2 separate regions of the Mus musculus genome follow, and region 1 is linked to region 2. A link is a loop called in an ENCODE intact Hi-C map of the cell type or tissue named here. Cell type or tissue: left cerebral cortex. All regions are shown on one strand. Links, peaks and the distances in the headings refer to the core of each region. The heading gives the core; the rest is flanking DNA.

Region 1 (8,000 bases), core at 1-8,000, 100 kb after region 2:
CCCCTAACATCTTGAACTATTATAAAGTCTCTGAAGACAAGAAGAGGCCTTATTTCTCTGTAGACTCCCCACAAGTCTTAACTGAGCTTCCTAAACATGATTGAAGATCACATGACTGCAGGTGAACTCAAAGCTGCTTCACTTTGTGGTGGTAAAGAGAGTATGAGCATCAAAGACAAAGGTACTTAGAGAGGACAGTGACTGACACATTTCACACTGTAGGCTCTCTTCTTATTCACGAGTTGTCACTGTTCTTTGTCACCTAGAGGGTAGTGAACAAGAATGCTGAGCCTACAAGGTAGCAGTCAATGTCAAAGCTGCCCTCCCAAGCTCATAAGCTACCAAGGACACTTCCTGAGCTTACATTTATTGTGATACAGATGAGGATGCTACTTGCCTACTCCAGAACATCCTTTTCACCACCAGCAGCACTTACTGATGCTTTTTGCCATTGCTAGGCACCACCCTTGCATCCTGTAACTCAGTCTTCCCCACAATTTTGTGGTCATGACACTTTGCTTATTTTTTTATACAGTAAAAAATAAAAGAGAGAGATAGATAGAGAGAGAGAGAGATTCAGAGAGACTGGATCACATGACACATGTCTCACTGCTGGTTAATGGTGAGTCCTCACTCAGAGAGCCTCATCTAGACTGTATGTATGTAACTGTTATAGCAAGATGCCTACCACAAGTGGCACGATGCTCAGAGGATGCTGTGCCCAGTTCCAGGACATGCGCGCATTCAGCGTTAGCCGTAATAACTGCAGCTGCATACCACTTCTAGTTCCCTTCCTAAAATAGAACATTTTAAAGCTGCTCATGGCTGTATCTTACTTCTAGATGTATGGATACATTTTATTTGCTGGCTAAGGGATGTTTTTTTCTTGTGGTGTCGAGTGTTGAGTTCAGGTTCGTTGGGTGATTCTTCAGTTGCTGTAGTGACAGTAATGGAGTATATATAGCATGTATTAATAGATAAATGTTCGGATGAGATGGTACAATGACTACCCAAGGGAACTGAATTAGCTCATCTGTGTCTACTAGCATTGGGCTGTCTCCCTTCTGTGGAGAGTGCTTCTGACAACTTAAAAATATCTATCCAAAATATCCATAAGAATAGAAAGAAATGTGGCTTGGTGGGCGGGGGTTGGGGGTGGGGCTCAGCTGATCAGAAGTAGGAAGGTGTGCATAGTGGTGTATGCTTGTCATCTGAGCACTCAGAAGGTAGAAGGAGGAGAAATATGAGTCCAATGCCAGCAGGGGCTATACAACACAATCCTGTCTCAAAAAGAAGAGAAGCAGCAAAGAAGCTTGGATGGTGGTCACAGCATCACACCCTCCTCAGTACCTCACCTTCAGACCAACAGCTCATTTCTACACTTTCCTGGCAAAGATCAAGGATCTCAAACCAGCCCAGGCATGCATGTTCCTGGTGCTTCTGTTGAGAGTTCAGCCTTTAAATATGTGGAGAACAGGATTTCTTACAGTCTTCTAAGATGAAGAGAGCCACTGAGCCTTAAATCACTGTTTCTTATCCTTAGTCCCCTTCAGTTACATGTGTGTCTGTCCCTCAGTCCAAATCTTGAGGCTTGAAGACCCCACCCCACCTCTGTTCTCTGTCAAGTTGTGAAAACAGAGTCATAGATGTGGCCATGCCCCCCTCTCTTTTCTTCTGCTACAGTGGCTTGGCTTCTGTGCACTTCTGTTTTCCTTTCCTTCACTGTCTCTGATTGGAACTGTACATATCGAAACTTAGGCGCTCTCTCTCTCTTTTAGCAGAACATTTTACTTAAAAATAAGAAAACTTTGAGTTGTACAATTGTAAGATAAGTGAAACCCTTGTCTAAGGAAGCTGTTCAATGTTTTCCTTTTCTTCTCACTTCTCAGTGAGTTCTTCATGCCAGGCCTTGTTGATACCCACATCCATGCCCCTCAGTATGCCTTTGCTGGAAGCAACGTTGACCTGCCGCTTTTGGAGTGGCTGAATAAGTATACATTTCCCACAGAACAAAGGTTCCGGAGCACTGATGTGGCTGAAGAAGTCTACACTAGAGTTGTTGTGAGTATTCTGTGTGCCTGTCCTGTGTAATGCCTGTTCATCTATGCAAACATTCATTTCTAAGACCAGACTTCAGATATCAAACTGAGGACATTAAGGTTGGCAAGGACTGCAGCGGTTTTAGCTCTTTTCATACTCCATTGACTACCCTACCCTCACAGTGACAAGGAGAGAATTTGAGTTTTAGGTCTCAGCCTGGTGGATTCTATAGCATTCCTTAACTCTTGTCTTCTGGGCACTTTCTCTCACTGCAGCCATAATCCCCTGAGGACATGGTTCTGAGGACCATGTGGAATATCTGTGTGACCTTTAAAAGGCTCTGTGACTCACTGTGCCCATCTATAAAACTCAGAGTTAATGATACTACCTATTTCATGGAATTGTTATATACCAGGTTAACATTTGTGGGGTCCTTAAAATAGTACCTAGCATATGGTAAGAACTCTATCTATCTATCTATCTATCTATCTATCTATCTATCTATCTATCTATCTATCTATCTATCATCTATCTATCTATCTGTTTAATGTTCAAGAAAAAATAAAGTTCAAATTACATTTAGGAAGAAAGCACATTGTTTCAGGAGGTTTTTGAGGAGGGAAGACGGGATGGTTCCACATCGCAGAACAGGTGGGGATGTGATGTGAGGGCCAACAGCATTAGTGGGAACAGTAGAGCTAATTCAGCCCCTGGGCAGTGACTGCAGTGTGTGCCCACTACATGTTGAAATGTCCCTACCTTTTCCTCCTTCATAAAAATTAGCTCTAGAATGAGAGCACACTCAGACACTGGAAAACCAACAGCAGTAAAGAAGGCACAATACAAATGCTTTCATCTGGCCTCGCTTTTTGCAGGGAACACTATGAACTACGTTTCTGGATTCTGATTGGACATCCTGGTAGTTCTATGGTACTGGCTATGCACCTTCGCAAGGAACAAGCCTTAGTCTTCCTGCTAGTATCATTCCAGTCTTAAAGAATAGAAGCGAGTGCTTATATTCATTCCTTTGTCTTACTTAATTATAATTGTGGGACTTATATTTTAGCCTGCATCCATGTGACACTAGAAAAACTTTTCAGGCTAAAAGCTCGTTATGAATTGGCTAGCACACGGTGCTAATGAATTGTGTTAACCACGCCAAATCTTTATCCTCAAAATGTATTTATACCTCCCATTGTTCTAAAAAGGGTTTGAAATGGCTTAAAATTGCATAGTATGAAACAAAAGAAAATGAGTCATCAAATCACAGCAGAGGGAAAAAGAGGGGAATGGAGAAATAAAACCCCAAAGTCAATGTGCAGTCTTGGTAGAACCTGTTACAGATTTAGCTCTATGCTTCTAGCATACGATGTAGACAGGGAAATCAGAAATAAAATCCACTGTGTGTGTGATTTTTGAGAGCTGCATTTTTGAGGGGATAAAAGCATATGTATTCCTTACACTGAAGTTAAAAAAATTCTAACATTGCTAACTGAATGTGGGTGGATATGGTGTCAAAATACATTTGTAAAGATGATTATGGGTAGAAGGAGGAGGAAGAGGAGGAAGAAGAGAGGAAAAATAAAGGGAAATTGCATTATAGCAGTTCTTTACACTTGAGATGGAGCATCAATGTCCTTCAGGCAACATACATAACATATTTCTTTATGTAGGTATTTAAATTCAGTGAGTTTCTAAGCTGGTCTGTTCCAGACATGTCCTGTGGTTCTGCTTATGAGCAGACCTACACATGCTAACGGAGATTCGGGTGGAATTGACCTCCGCTTAAGAGAGTTGGCACTCCCCACCCCCACCCCTGCCCTCCTTGGGTTCTCCCTGTCTTGTCACGTGACTATGCTTAGCATAGATGTCTGAGTTTCCTAGTGTTTTTAGCTCAATGTAGTCCAATTTGAAACTGCAGATTCTCCTCCAATTGAAGCTTTTCTTCATGAGAACCAAGGCTGGAGGACTTTCCTCTTACCCACATCAGCACTGCTTGATAAACCTCTTTACAGGATGAACTCCGGAGGGAGCGAACACTGGCTTCAGTGTCACTGGGAGAACACACCTTCCAGTGACTCGATTTCTTTAGGAAGGGATTCTTCAGCCTTTTCAGGGGTGGTGGGAGTGACATACTCAGTGTTCTCAGGACCCTGGCCATCAGCTAGATCTCCACTTAAACCCTTTCTTCATCTTGTTACCCGGGATTTTGTGCCCTTTCCACATTAGCAGTTTCTAAGGAGAATGATTCCATACACAGAACAGGTTAGGAATGGTTAGGAAGCTTCCACAGAGGGAATGTGGCTGTACAGACTCCAGCTAGTGTCCTGCTAGCTCCCCGAATGCCCTCCCTCTTCCCAGGCTTCCAGCCTCTTCTCTGTGTTTTCCTCTGCTGTTGTCTCTTCTTGTGTTTTTCTTGGCAGTTAATCTATGTTGCCCTCACTTATTGTGGTGCAAGTGAAAATTCACTAAGGAGAGAAGACATAATGATTATTGTTCTTGCCAGGTTGGAGCAGAAAATAATATTACGTCGTCATATACAGAAACAAAGATCCCGCTTGCATACTCATAGATTAATAAAAATCCAAATAGCCTTTCGCAATCCCAAAGAACTGGCATCTCATTTTATGACCTCTGGGTACCCAACCATGCGAATCTAGAAAATGAGAAGCGCCAACTTTTCCTTAAACTCACACTTTTAGAGTATAAATACTTTTGCCATTTACTTAGTCTCTTCCACATCAAGATGGCATACCTTTAAATAAACACATCTTAAAATTAAAAACCAGACTTCTATTTTCATCCATGTGTGCCATGTGACTTTTCTGAGCACATGCGATTCAGGATTTTTTTTTTTTTTTTTTTTGTGCTTTATTTTTAGAGGAGAACACTGAAGAACGGCACCACCACGGCTTGCTACTTTGGAACAATTCACACTGACTCATCCCTGATCCTTGCGGAAATTACAGGTGAGCAGCTAAAAGCAGGATTTAGGGGCATGTCAAGCAAAGACAACCAGAGCATGCCTGGAGAGAGTTTATACTCAGTGGGAAGCTGTGCCTTTGGATCTAGAATTTGAGCATTTGCACTTTGTGAGTGACTCTGAATATCCTAGAGCCCTAAATGGATTTTTATTGTTTAAATGCTTTAATTATTTCTATATGGGTTCTGGTTCCAGGATAACATTTATAGATCAGGAATTTGGCATATTGATTTGGGGCTCTTTAGAGCACCTTTATCAGTGTAGCTGTGGCAACAGTTTGTTATATTGTAATCAATGGATAGGTCTTGACAGTTAGCTAGATTCTGGGCATTGTGCTTGATGCTAGCACTGCAGTGAACTAGAAGAAAAATCTTTGTCCTAAAAGAACCAGAAAGGACACTTAAGCACATTGATTAATACTTGTAGTAACACCTGCTATATGTACCTGAGTATTGTACAAAATACTCAGCGTAAATGGCTGTCTGACATCTATGGATACACAGATAGATTAACTAGAGCACCAAGATGTCCACATAGCTGGGAAGCAGAACTGAGCCTAGATTTAGGCTGATGATTCCACACATACCCAAGTCAATGCCTGGCATACAGCAGGTACTTGGTAAGTACTGTTGACCGGTAATGTATTTGCCTCACTGTTGGGTTCCAAGATAGCTCATACCAAAGGCCAGTTGCTGACACTGAAAATGATCATGAAAGTTCTCAGAAGAGGCAAAGGCTGCCCATCTGGGAAGACTCCATGGAAGTGACCTTTAACTGAGTGGAAGACAAAACCTGGAGAGACTGAAGTGAGGAAATGAGGTGGACAGGGGACCTAGAGCAGGGATATTGATGATGGAGACAGGAAATAGCATGGTTCAAAGGAAGGGGCAGATGCATTGCACAATGAGGAGTGTGAGGAGGTTCAGAGCACAGAGGGCCTTGACTGTACACCAGAGACTCAAAAGAAGACTTCAGGGCAGTGAGTGACATAATGAGAATGATGTTAAGGGATTCATCTGATGATGACTAGATATTAAAATAAGCCCCAGGGAGAGAGTAGCAGAAAGCCTTTTGAAAGACTCATGACAGCAAGGATGATGTGTTTATAAAAAGATAAAGAAAGTGGGAATATGTTTTATGGATGTATGGTGAGGTGTGGCTTAAGGGGATGCCTCCATGGGCCCATGCTGAGGCATCCCTTCCCCTGAGAGACCAGCCACACAAAGGTATAGTATAGAATAGAGTATATTCAGGGTATGGGGAGGGAAGTTGAGAGGGGAATAGAGGCAGAGAAGGAGAGAGAGAGAGAGAGAGAGAGGGGGGGGGGAGGGAGGAGGGGACTAGCAGCCCCTTTTAGAGTGAGTCAGGCATGCCTAGCTGTTGCCAGGTAACTGTGGGGCGGAGCTTTAGACAAAATGTTAACAAAGGAGACATTGTAGAACAACCCCACCTATGTAGCCCAACTGAAATATGAGTTCCTCCAGCCCATCTGATGAAGATCCTTCATTGCCAGCACCGTTAGGCATTCGGTCGATGATAACAGTATCTATGCCGCTGTGGTTAGGGAGAACTGTGACAGAGCATCTGGGAACCATGTGCCTTATGCATCTTTCTTTGTGTCTTTCTTATCAACCTGCACAGCGCAGAGGACTCTGGGACACTGCAGTCTAGATTTCAGATAAGCATGATTTGGAAATGTGTGGAGTCATCGACCTAGGCTCAGTTCTGCTTCCCAGCATGTGGACATCTTTGTGCCTTAGTTAATCTGTCTGTGCTATGAGGGTCAGCAGTAGATGCCAGACAGCCATTGAGGGCTGAGTATTTTGTACAATGTCTGGTACCTAGAACAGAATCACAAGTGTTGCTGCCATCTTAGATAATCACAGGGGCAAGGAATCAAAGCCAAGTCACTTACCCAGGACCCATGTTCTTAACATTTTATACGCTACGTTTAACTAGAAAAGGAACAGCAGATGCATGGAGGGGACCTGGATCCGGTGATGGCAGGAGAGGAGCAGATAGACAAACAAACGAGGGAAAAGAAGGAGAGGTGGTACATCAAGGAATATTAATGCATTTTCTAGGATCTGAAGTTATTACCCTTTGTACCATGAGGGAAAATGAATGTCATGATAGTTGTAACGTTGGTAGAAACATGGACAAACTGTTTAACCAAAAGGAAAACGAAAATAAGAAGTGTAAAATACCCAATTATTTGCTGGCAGGCTGGGAATACGATGGAGTCTGGGTGGAAGACAGTTGACTACTCTTTGAATTTAGTGGCTTTGTTATTGTCACCATGTGAAGACAGAGGGATAATTCTTAACATTCTCACTTTTTAGAATGATTTTAATTTGATATTTTTTTTTTTAAAAAAGCACATTTTTAGATACTTTCTCTGTTTGCTTCACAGATAAATTTGGGCAGCGAGCATTTGTGGGCAAAGTATGCATGGATTTGAATGATACTGTTCCAGAATACAAGGAGACCACCGAGGAGTCAGTCAAGGAGACAGAGAGGTAGTGTGCCTAGGGGAGGGGTGGGGTTCATCTATATTTTAGATGAGTTATCTGCTATCCTTATAGAGTCTGAAATCAAGATGGGAAAGTAGATACCATTATGACCCAGTTGAGATCTGAGCACGGTGACAATGTCAAACTATGGTGTGGACAGAGACAACACAGCTGGTCCACACGAAGACTCTAATGTGGCTGGTTGTCAAGCCACCTCTCCCAGATGCAACATACAAAGGAGGTGCCCTAAATATACCAGTGTCAGTTCTAGGATAAGACTCCAATCAATCTGCTTGCAAAAGGGTAGGGATAATCCATGCTATACCACAAGTTCAGCACAGCAGGGCTATTTATGATTCATAGATAGACAACATGGAGAGTACAAGCCTAGGACCCCAAGTGGGTTAGTTTGCAAGGCTCAGCAGAGCTGCCCAGGAGGAGTGGAGGGTCATCTATACATACCC
Region 2 (11,198 bases), core at 3,199-11,198:
CCAATGTCTGGGATCCAACTCACGATCTTCTGGGCTCCTCCAAGGGCTTGGGTCACTTCTCCAGCCAGGCCCTTTGTAGCACACGAGTCATCCTCTAGGCTCCAGATGCCTGTACTCCACTGCTGCTGCTGCTCTTGGTGGTCATCTCATGGTACTGGCATCTCCAAAACACTGCATGACCCCTTCAGTCCTGGGCCATCAATTGCAACTGAGGCTGCACTTTCACCAATGGCCTTCCATGGCCTCTCACAGTGCCAAGCCTCAGCTGCTCTGCTCAACTCCTTCATGCCTTCAAAACCAGTACCACCTGGGTGACCCTTACACATTACCAAGTCCAGCCACAGCACAAGGTACAACTTTGGCTATATCTGGAACACAGCCACTGTGCTTTCAGAAAATACTTCCCAGAAGATGTCACCTCAATGATGCTGGTCTCTTCTTAATCACCGCTAATTTCTTAGCTCCAGCTAACCAGCATCAATAGTCCCAGTAATGCAAAGTTTTTGCTTTAGTAGTTCTGGTATCTTGTTAATCACAGCTGATTCTTCAGCCCCAGCTAACCAGAACTACAGAATCTTCACAATCAAAACAGAAATGGCCCTGAAAAGAGTCTTTAATTTTCCCTCTGAAATTTCACACACCAGAGCTCCAACTTCTGCAGTGTTCTCAACATTATCTTCCAAGCTCCTACACAACATCCGACAGAGGTCTTAACAATGGATGGATCTTCAAGCCCAAAGTTCCAAAGTCCTTCCACAGTCCTCCCCAAAACATGGTCAGGTTGTCACAGGAATACCCCACTCCACTGGTACCAATTTGTCTTAGTCGGGGTTTCTATTCCTGCACAAACATCATGACCAAGAAACAAGTTGGGGAGGAAAGGGTTTATTCGGCTTACACTTCCATACTGCTGTTCATCACCAAGGAAGCCAGGACTGGAACTCAAGCAGGTCAGGAAGCAGGAGCTGATGCAGAGGCCATGGAGGGATGTTCTTTACTGGCTTGCCTCACCTGGCTTGCTCAGCCTGCTTTCTTATAGAACCAAGACTACCAGCCCTGAGATGGTCCCACCCACAAGGGGCCTTTCCCCCTTGATCACTAATTGAGAAAATGCCTTACAGTTGGATCTCATGGAGGCATTTCCTCAACTGAAGCTCCTTTCTCTGTGATAACTCCAGCTGTGTCAAGTTGACACAAAACTAGCCAGTACAGGTGTCTTTAGTTATGATCTACTCAGAGAAGAGCCTAGCTATATAGTCAAGGTATTTGTAACTATAATTTGAGTCTGAGTCTTATTTCTGGGAGCATGGGGCTGGGCGGCAGAACCTGGACTTAACTTCAGCAGTTCAGCCTCATACAACTTTGAGCTTCTGACTTTTGTTTTTAATGTGTAAGAGAAAGTGTGAAATTTTTAAGTATTCACATTAAAAAAATAATATGTATTTAGTTATTTTATATGAGTACACTGTAGCTGTCTTCAGACACACCAGAAGAGGGCATTGGATCCCATTACAGATGGTTGTGAGCCACCCACCATGTGGTTGCTCACGGAATTGAACTCAGGACCTCTGGAAGAGCATCAGTGCTCTTAACCACTGAGCCATCTCTCTCCTGCCCAAGTATTCATATTTTAATCATAGAAATAGAAATTAATTTAAAAAACACAAATGAGACATCTGTGCTAGTCAAATCTTTAGAGAAGTTTCCTTAGGCTTGATAAGCAACAGAAAGTCTTGGTTGGGGTAGATTGTGTAGTGCAAATTGTCCAAGCATTTGGGATTAGAAGATAGCATTAGTTCATAAGTATCAATTATCAAGTAGTACACTCCTGGGTGTTGCGCACGCTATCGTCTCGCCAGCAAGAACACACGCGGACAACCGGATCCTTCTGCAGCAATGCTTTATTACACTAACTTCAGCATGAAGAGGAAGACCCAGAGCCCAGAAATGGTGCTGCTTATATAGGCCTAGGAGTGACGTGTCCATACCTGATTGGTTATGCTAACAGTACCTCATTAATATGCGTCGGGCCAGGCAGTGACTCGGCAAAAAACTCTTATGCACATGCGCACATTGGTTGTAATGTGCATAATTGGTTGAAACCAGCGCCATCTTGTAATGGCGTTTGCGGCTTCCCACACCTGGGGAGCAGGTAATTTCTTTTGTCCAGGAGCCTACAGAAACCCTTTGCTTGTAGACAGATGATGTATTCAAGAATGTTCACAGAAGCAAGGTTCAAACCCACAATAAGTGCTGACAACCCACTTCTTGGGATAAAAATATGGACAACTAAACCATGATAGAGAGCCTTATGAAGGGACAAAATGGACCACAGAGATGAATGAACCGCAGCTGCTCAAGTAGGCACAGGGGAGTCTCTGACAGCCAAATATTAAGTCAAAGAAAAATAACATGTCATAGCATAAGATGTTCAAGTTTTAAAAATTTATAATTTATTTATACTTTTTTTTTTTACATCATAAACTGGACAATGGGCAGGATAGGTTTGGGAAAGGCAAGCAAGACCTTCACCTTAATTGCAAAATTCAAGGGGGTGACAACAGTGTTCAAGATAAACTGCCCTTTGATGTTGTATTTAAAAATATGAAATGGGCAGATGATAGCCCTCGGGCCAGTTCCTGTAATCATAAATACATCAGGGCTTGAGGCCAGACTGAGACAAATGCATCTGTGATGTAAAAGTGCAGGCAGGGCCAGATCCTGTCCTTATTGAAGAGTGCCATATTTTCTTTGTCATATCTAGCTTTGACTTTTAAAATATAGCATTAAAGTATGGGTTGCCTTGACTATGGGCCTTGGGTGCTCTTAGGGTTCACAACTAGCAAAAGTCTTATATGCACATATTTTTAATGAAGGTTCAAAACTGAACAAAAAATAAAACACAAAGGAGAAAAAGAGGATTTCATGTGGGAGAGGAGGCGTAGCTGAGAAAGGAGAGCAAGGAGAGGGAGGGGCCCGCTAAGGGAGGGCACTTCTCCAAGGGTGATGTTTGTGAGTCTATTGGGTCAAGGCAGCTCCTGTTAAAATTAGCTAAACTTCCCTGTTGAGCCTGCCCCCTTTCAATCACCTAGTCCCTGCTTTCAGCAATCTTGCCTAAGAATAGCTCAGCTGTAAGAAGAAAACACGTTGTGCATTCATGTGCACGAAACATAAATTACAAGGAAAAATTATGAAAAGCTATGTTTTTGAGCTATCAAGGCTTTGGATTTTGCTTTTTGCACTTGGAATTGTCAACATAACATACTAAGCTATGGGTGACACACTAGGTCACTACCTGCCCTTGCTGACCAGCATATTCCTTCTGTGTGTGTGTGCTTGCATGGGTTCATGTATGTCCATGAGTGTGTGTACAAGTGCATATGTGTATACCTATGGGTCTATGCATGCATGTTTGTGTGCACATATGTGTCTATGTGTGTGCATGTGTGTGTCTGTTTGTATGCATGTGTGTGCATGTGGATGCATTTGTACATGCATGTATGTCTGTGTGTATATTTGTGAATGTGCATGTGAGCATGCCTGTGCGTATGCATGTACATGTATATATATGCATTTGTTCATACATGAATGTCTGTGTGTATGTCTGTGTGTATATGTGTGTGCATGTGAATGTGCATATGTGTATATGCATGTGTATCTGCATGTGAGTGTGCAGATGTGTGCATGTATATGCATGTTTGTGCTTATGTCTGTCTGTGTTTTTGTGTGAGTGTGCATATGTATATGTGCATGTGTATGCATCTGCATGTCCTTGTGTGTGTATGTGTGTGTATGTGTGTTTGTGTGTGTTCATGTGCTCAGGTGCATGCATGCTGTGGCACATGGGTGGAGGTCAGATACCTCTGGTGTCAGTTCTTCTTTCCACCTTGTTTGAGATGGTCTCTCTTGTTGCTCACTATTATGTACATCAGACTAGCCGACCAGCTAGCCTCTAGAAATTCTCTTGTCTTTGCCTCCCACCTCCCACAGGAGTGCTGGAGTTATAGATGCATTCTATGCATTGGGCTTTGACATGGGCTCTGGGGAATCGGAACTCAGGTTTTTAGGATTATCTGCCCTTTGAGCCCTGTCTGACAAATATGTTGTTATGGAGCTACAGGGGTAATAGGCAACAAGTCCCTTCTTCATGTATGTCTTGATTCATATGATTATGGCTCTCATACAGACAGTCCTTGCAGTGAACTCTGGAAGTGACATCTGACCACACTTTTCTTTTTTTGCGTATTCCAATCATCCCAGACAAAACAAAACAAAACAAAACAAAAACAAAATAAGAAACTTTAGCTTGTCTGTGTCATATTTGTTATTCCTGACAGGATTTAAGATCAGCTTAAACATGATGATGATCATCAATATCTTCTCTGCTGTATGGGAGAGATCCTTTAATTATTAACTATTTAATTGTTGTGTAGGAACATTATTTAATGATTTTAATATTTAATAATAATAACAACAATTATTTAGGAATTAATTCTTAGGAATTAATTCTTGATAGATCAAGCAGGAGCCATAAGAACACAGCAGAATTAGTTAGCATGTGTTCCCCCTCCCTCCCTGTTACCCTCCCGCTCTCTCCCTCTTTCCTGCCTGCTCTTTTCCTTCTTAATCCTCCTTTGGTTCCTTCTTTAAAAAAAAGATAGATTTTTAATTTTAACGTACATGAGTATTTTGATTGCATATATGTTTGTGTACCACTTGAAATGTGAAGGGGTTCTGGCCAGCCCAAGCATGGCACACAGCTCTCGCCGGCCTTGCCCTTCTCCCGGGTGCCCTTTGCTAAAGCCCATTAGATTACATTCCCAAAGCTGGCCACCATGGTCTATTCCCTTATTTGGCTACTTCTTTCTCCTGAGGCTGACTACCAAGGTCCAGCTATCACAGCACTGAAGTCCAGCAATCAAAAGCCCTCTTTGGTTCACCTAATTAACAGTGACCAACTAAAATTAAGACCCTCATCCTAACATGGAATTTCCCATTCCTCCTTTATAAACCATCATTTGATTTTGGGCCATGTCTGTTTTCTCTTTATCCAGAAACAGTTTTTTTTTTTCCTCTGAAATGAATACCCCTCATCCTTCTCCCTACTCCCTTCTTCCCTCTCCCTTCACCTTCTCCCTCTTCCTCTATCTCATGTCTTTGTCCCTTAGCCTGTACTCTGTCCCTCTGGGGAAAAATAAATCTGCTTGTGTTGAGATCATGGTCTTGGGTGTCTTGAGCAGAATTTCTAGGCTCCCTACTCATGCCCAGTACCCACAGAGGCCCAAAAAGTGCAATCGAATTTGGGTCCTCTGCAGGATCAACTAGTGGGTTTTGGCTTCAAGTTCCACCAGTTCTTCTGCCCTAGCTGTTGCTGCTTCCTCGTCTTCCTTCTCATCTTCCTCCTCGTCTTCCTCTTTTTTTAAAGATTTATTTATTTATTACATGTAAGTACACTGTAGCTGTCTTCAGACATTCTAGAAGAGGGTGTCAGATCTTATTACAGATGGTTGTAAGCCACCATTTGGTTGCTGGGATTTGAACTCAGGACCTTCAGAAGAGCAGTCAGTACTCTTAACCACTGAGCCATCTCTACAACCCCTGCCTCAGCTTCCTAAACACTGGGATTACAGGTGAGAATCACAGCACACCAGGTCTTTCTGGGAAGCACTTTCTGGTCTTGAAGGGATACTTTGCAAAAGAGAGAGAGTGTGAAGTTAAAGGAAGGAAGGCGAAGGTTAAAACTTCATAATTTAATTTAATGGTTGTAAAATGTAATTTTGTTTATTTTTGTTAATTAAGTAAGAACACCTCCCATTTCCACAGAGTTATATCTTGGTATTCCCTAGTGTCAGTCCTGGCTGCCCCTTTGCTTTCAGGGTGCTAAGAGTTAAATCCTGCATGATCACATTTTGGAAAAGAAACCAGGCTTAGTGTTTCCCTAGTTTTCATCAACAAATGTTGATTTACATAATCATCTGTCCTTGATATCAAGTCTACCAAAATAACTATGGATTTTGTCTTTAAATACTTTGATCTTCTATTATATATATATATTTTTTTTGGCGATTTCAGAGTGATCCCTGCATGATTGAGATACACACTGTCATGCTGTGTGGTTTTATTTTAGCATTGGGTTCTCTGCTGTTTCACTTCAGCTTTTTCTGTCTATACTGAGTGAACTAAATCTGCATGGTGTTTTTTTTTTTTGTGTGTGTGTGTGTGCAAGTAGTGTATATATTTGCTATTTGGGTCAGGTTTGTTCTCAGTGTTATGGGAATTCTTTAAATAAATGCGAAGCTTTCCTGTTTATTTTAAAGAAGCTTCAAAGTTTCAAATTAATGCTCTGTCTCCTAACGAAAGGTGTAATTTCAGACAAGTTGTTTTACTTATGTTTAAATTTATTTGGCAAAAATTATATATTCGAAAAAGTCCTGTGCCAAAGGGACACATGTGCTGTGGAGATAAATTATTTGCAGAGCATGCTCCAGGCCCTGGGTCCTATCTCCATTGCTGCAAAAGGTGTCCCATATTCAACATTATCTCTTCTCCCCTCCTGTCCTTTCCTCTGCCCTCCCCGGTCCTCTCCTCCATTGTCCTCTCTCCTGTCCCCTCTCCTCTCTTTTCCCTTCTTTGAAACAGGGTCTCATTTCAAAGAAGAGCTGCCTAGGAATGCCTTGAACTTGATAAGTAGTGAGGCTGCCCTTAAACTTGTGATCCTCCCGCTTCGCCTCCGCCTCTCAGGGGAGCATGCCCTCCCCACCACCCCAACCTCTGACAGGTGTTACATTTTCCAGTCTTTCTTTCTGTATTCCAATCTTTTCTGTATTTCCATTTCCTTCTAATTTATGAGATTTTATCCCGATGTCCAGTGGGTGAAGCGCTCCTCCATTCCTCAGAGGAGTCCGCCATTTCAGATAGGGACTGTTCAGCATCGCTCTTCCCAATATCTCTGATATGAGTGCCCTGTTTGACCAGTGTCTTTTGTGATTTCTTGCCACTTCCCCAGTTAAAGAGGGAGGCCATGCCTTGTCCAATAATCATGGTTTGAGATTTTACAGAGATTACACATATTTAAAGTTACAGGTCAACTAAGATAAAGGGGACACTCTTCAACTTACTGTACTTATAAATTAAAATGTATTTTTTTTTTCTGGTTCAGAAATCTAGTCGTCTAAGGGTAAGAAAGAAAACAAGAGTATATGCTCTGCTCAGTGAGATCTCTCTGAACATTGATGGGGTGGCTGGGATTATCTGGGACAGGGGGCCCAGCCTGTTTCCAGCAGAGTTTCCTTTATTTGGAAAGAGTTGTTGTTGGTGTCTTCACTGGTTTCCCAACTCAGCACTCAGAGTCCATGGAAGGTCTCAGGAGGATCTCTGGTGCCTGCTCATCGTGGGGCTAGTGGGGCTAGTGGACAAGGAAATGATCTAGGGGGTTGATTTGTGTATCTTCCTTTGTTTACTTATACTTGAGCCCCACGACTGCACAGAGGGTTAGAGTCACATTTTTAGCCAAGTCCCTTTCTATGTGCCTTCCAGACTGCTTAGAAGCCTTTCCCTCATGGTTCCATCTTCATGCACTTGCCAGACTCCTTTCTTTCTCAGTAACCACCAATGATGCTGTAAGAGGTTCTCTGCTCACAGCATCTTACAGGCCATCTCCACAGAACACTTCCATGGAATGAAGGGTAGTTAAATGCATCCCCGAGTTGCTGTTTTTAACCGAGAGCCATCTCTGCTTTTAGGAAGTCCGGGACTGCTACCAACTCAACACCCACGTGTACTGGTAATGGCTGGCAAAGCATGGAGTTGGGGGCAGGCGGTTTATGCTATATTCTTATTTCATCTCTCTTCTGAAACCTACAAGCAGATGTCTTCTACATGAACACCAACTTAGTAGCCAAGAGCATCTTGGAAAGGGAAAGCCAAGATATTTCCCACAGTCCTTTATCTTCCAATATTTTCATACCTAGAAGTAACTAGAAAAATGAATTCCTCAGTGCTGGCCTACTGTCTGTCTGTTCTGCTGCCTCTTGTTGGTGCTGCTGGAGGCCTGCACAACACAGAGCATTGCCCTCATTGCCTCTGCTCTGCCCATTCTAAGTCATTTCATGCTTGTGAGATCTACCTTCAGGTAGATAGTTATCAAAGCATTCCTCCCATAAATAAAGTTAATCACTCAGCATTCCATTGCATGTCTGCCAAACTGAAGGATTTTGTCAAATACTCCTAAGTTATAAAAGTGACACCAAATTTTTCCTTTAAATTTAGACACATAAATAACTATATGTTAATATATTATTATATATTTTATATTAATTATATACCATATATCATCATAAGTCATAATATATATTAATTTCCTTTAAATCTAGATACATATAAAGAACTTATGTCTTTTTATATTTAGATGCTATTTCCCAGATAATTCATCGTCTGGCTACATTTTCTCTTACCTCCCACTATCTAGCAAGTTCTAAGTGGTGCTGGATTCAGGAAGTCAGGATCAAAATTTTTGGAGGCTTAGAGTTTGACCGAAGCCTCAGAATTGTAGGAGAAAGATAAAAGGTGTTAAGATTTCAATGGATTCCTAGAGGCACATGAGAGGAAGGATACTTGGACAGGAAAGCCTTCTGGCTGAGATTCAACACAATGCTACCACCAGGAGCATGAAGAGGAGGAGTTGGGCCAGAGGTTGTCAACCTGTGGGTCATGACCCTAGAATCACATATTAGCTCTCCTGCATATAAGATAATTATATTATGATTTATAATAGCAGCAAAAATACACTTATAAAGTAGCCACAAAATAATTGTGGTGGAGGAGTTACCAGAGCATGAGGAAGCTGCATTAGGAAGGCTGAGAGCCACCGATACAGGTGCTTTAATGTTTAATGGGGTATACGCATGACTTTATTCAACAGAAATTGCCGGGGCTATTTAATTTCTAATACTTGTGAGCCAAATCAGAATCCTTTTAAATTCATAGGTGAGGAAACAAATTTCCCAGGATGATAGTATTTTATATTGGTACTAAAAGTAGTTATTAATACTCAGAGAAGGGCTGGGGTGGAGGTCAGTTGGCAGAGTGTCTTGGCCCGCAGGACAGTCCAACAGGGTCTGGGAATGTGGAGAGAATGAAAGGTGAGAAACACAAGAATGGACAGCAAGTCTGATTGATCAAGCTGCCAAATTTTTATTGTTCCCAGGCAGGTTTTATGCCCCCAGAAGCAGGGTATGGGGAGGGGGATGACGCAGAATCGCTTTGTTTCTGGGAGAACACACCTGTTCCCAAAAGCAGGATATTGGCTAGTTAAAGAGTTCAGCAAGAGGAACAGAACAGAATGGGTTGCTAGGTCCCTGTCCACAAGATCTATAGCTATTTGTTCTTAACTGGGGGTAGCACTTTCCCATAGAGGCCTCAACTTTTTCCCACAGAAATCTCAACTAAGCTAGTACTTTTCCACTAAGGCCAAGACTTTGTAAGTACGCACTTATGGCTGACAAGGCAGATAACATTCAAACAGGGTCGCTCCCAACAGCAGAGTACTTAGCTAGGAAGCACAAAGGCCTGGGTTCCGCCCCCACATAAACCAAGCATGGTAGTGAGAGCTTGTAATTCCAGAGAAGAGCTATAAGAGGGAGAGACTTTACTGGACCTTGTGATCTTAACAATTGGGTTTGATCTTACTCCTTAGAAAATATTGATGTTTTGCTTATTTATTTTGATTTTAAAAATGGATTCCTAAGTTAACATGCAAAGCAATGAATTCAATCGCAACACCTTTATACATATATATCATTATGGTTTGTTTTTATTCCTTCCCGAAGCCCCACTTTGATCTCTTGCTTGTCTTTCTCCTGAGCATCCCCCTCTCTGCTTTCATGTCATTCATATTCCAGGCCCCTCTCTTGTTCCCCCTTTTAGCCTTCTATTCACACAATCCTCTTCTACTTTTATATCCCCTTCCCACACAAGTAAGTACATATTTAAATATGGATTCCACTTGAAAGAAAGCATGATATTTCTCTGAATCAGATTTATTTCCTTTAACACAATGATCTCCTGTCCAATCCATTTTCCTGAAAACGGCATGGATCTCTATTGGTCTGTATTCTGGACACTATCGGTGGAGATCTGTGAGGCTTTTGGCCTGGTTAGAGTGGCCAAGGAAAGGGGGGGAGGGGAGTTGAATAGAGGCAGCCACTGTTATTAAGAGAGCTACAGTAGCTGGCAGAAGTGCCCATACAGTGTGGTTACCCAGTGGGGGCTCAGACAGTCAGGACCCAGGATGGGAAGTGACCTTGGTAAGCTCAAGTAGTTACCTTCAGTGAAAGCTTTGGGAGAGAACTCTCTTCCCAAAACAGTGTTACAGTTCTTACATGACAGAAGCCCTGAGATGAGCTTTGATGAAGTCATTCTCACACCCCTCTTTCCTCCTCCTGTACAGGGTCTTTATATATATTGTGGGTTGGGGTCTGACAACAGATGCTTTCTCTGGGCTTCGTCTGAGATTAGGGATGCCTCATCTGGATGTGGGGAGGCTTCAGGGTGCTGGCCCTACATGACTGATTGTCATGGTCCTCTCCATAAGGTGCCGTGGTCACAGGGACCTGATCTAGAGTAGCTGGAATGCCTTCCATCCTCAACCTTACCAGGTTACCTGGCATGGTCCATTGCCCCACAGATCTTGATTTTTCCGTACAGCTCAATAGAATTCCATTGCGCTCATGCATCATATTTTCTTTGTCAACTCATTTTTCTTGATGCTTAACAAGGGTAGTTCCATGTCTTGGTTGCTGTGCAGCAGTTAGCTCAGAGAAAGCATGACTGTAGCATGCTGACTTGGGATTGCTTGGTGATACACAAAGGCATGGAATGACTAGGACATACTGTAGTCCTGATTTCAGTTATCTGATGAATCTCTATATTGATTTCCATAGTAGCTGGATCAATTTATATTCCAATAGCACAGGGTGACAGTTCTCCATTCCCAGTATCCTTGCCAGCATGTTTTCTTCATGACAGCCTTTCTACCTGGGGTAGACACAGACTTTCAAAGCAATTTGAATTTGCATTTTAGTGCTAGCTAAATGTGTTCATCACTTTTCTCTCCATTTTTAAAATTAGTATTTTGAGAATTTTCTATAATGTACTTGGTCATATTTATTCTTCCTCAAGGCACCCCACTTCCTTACCGA

What was found. Peaks named below come from ENCODE experiments on the same cell type or tissue, not always from the same donor. Only the 100,000 strongest peaks of a DNase experiment are listed, where the experiment ranks them.
Region 1: it touches region 2 in a loop (11-fold over the local background); 3 of 42 quality-filtered maps call a loop at or near these places.

Annotation. Positions count from the first base shown.
Region 1 is chr19:21,422,540-21,430,539 of GRCm38, reverse strand. Gda (guanine deaminase) reads left to right here. Exons shown (of 14, transcript NM_010266.2): 3 at 1,890-2,061; 4 at 4,922-5,009; 5 at 7,437-7,542. Among named protein-coding and RNA genes, the nearest start is that of Gda, 46 kb to the left of the region's middle. In left cerebral cortex, for the core only: no CTCF peak of the experiment used is centred there; DNase peaks (open chromatin) are centred at 793, 975, 3,421 and 4,916; H3K27ac peaks cover 2,824 bases.
Region 2 is chr19:21,522,557-21,533,754 of GRCm38, reverse strand. No RefSeq gene overlaps it. Among named protein-coding and RNA genes, the nearest start is that of Gda, 55 kb to the right of the region's middle. In left cerebral cortex, for the core only: no CTCF peak of the experiment used is centred there; DNase peaks (open chromatin) are centred at 6,174, 7,767 and 9,543; H3K27ac peaks cover 2,781 bases.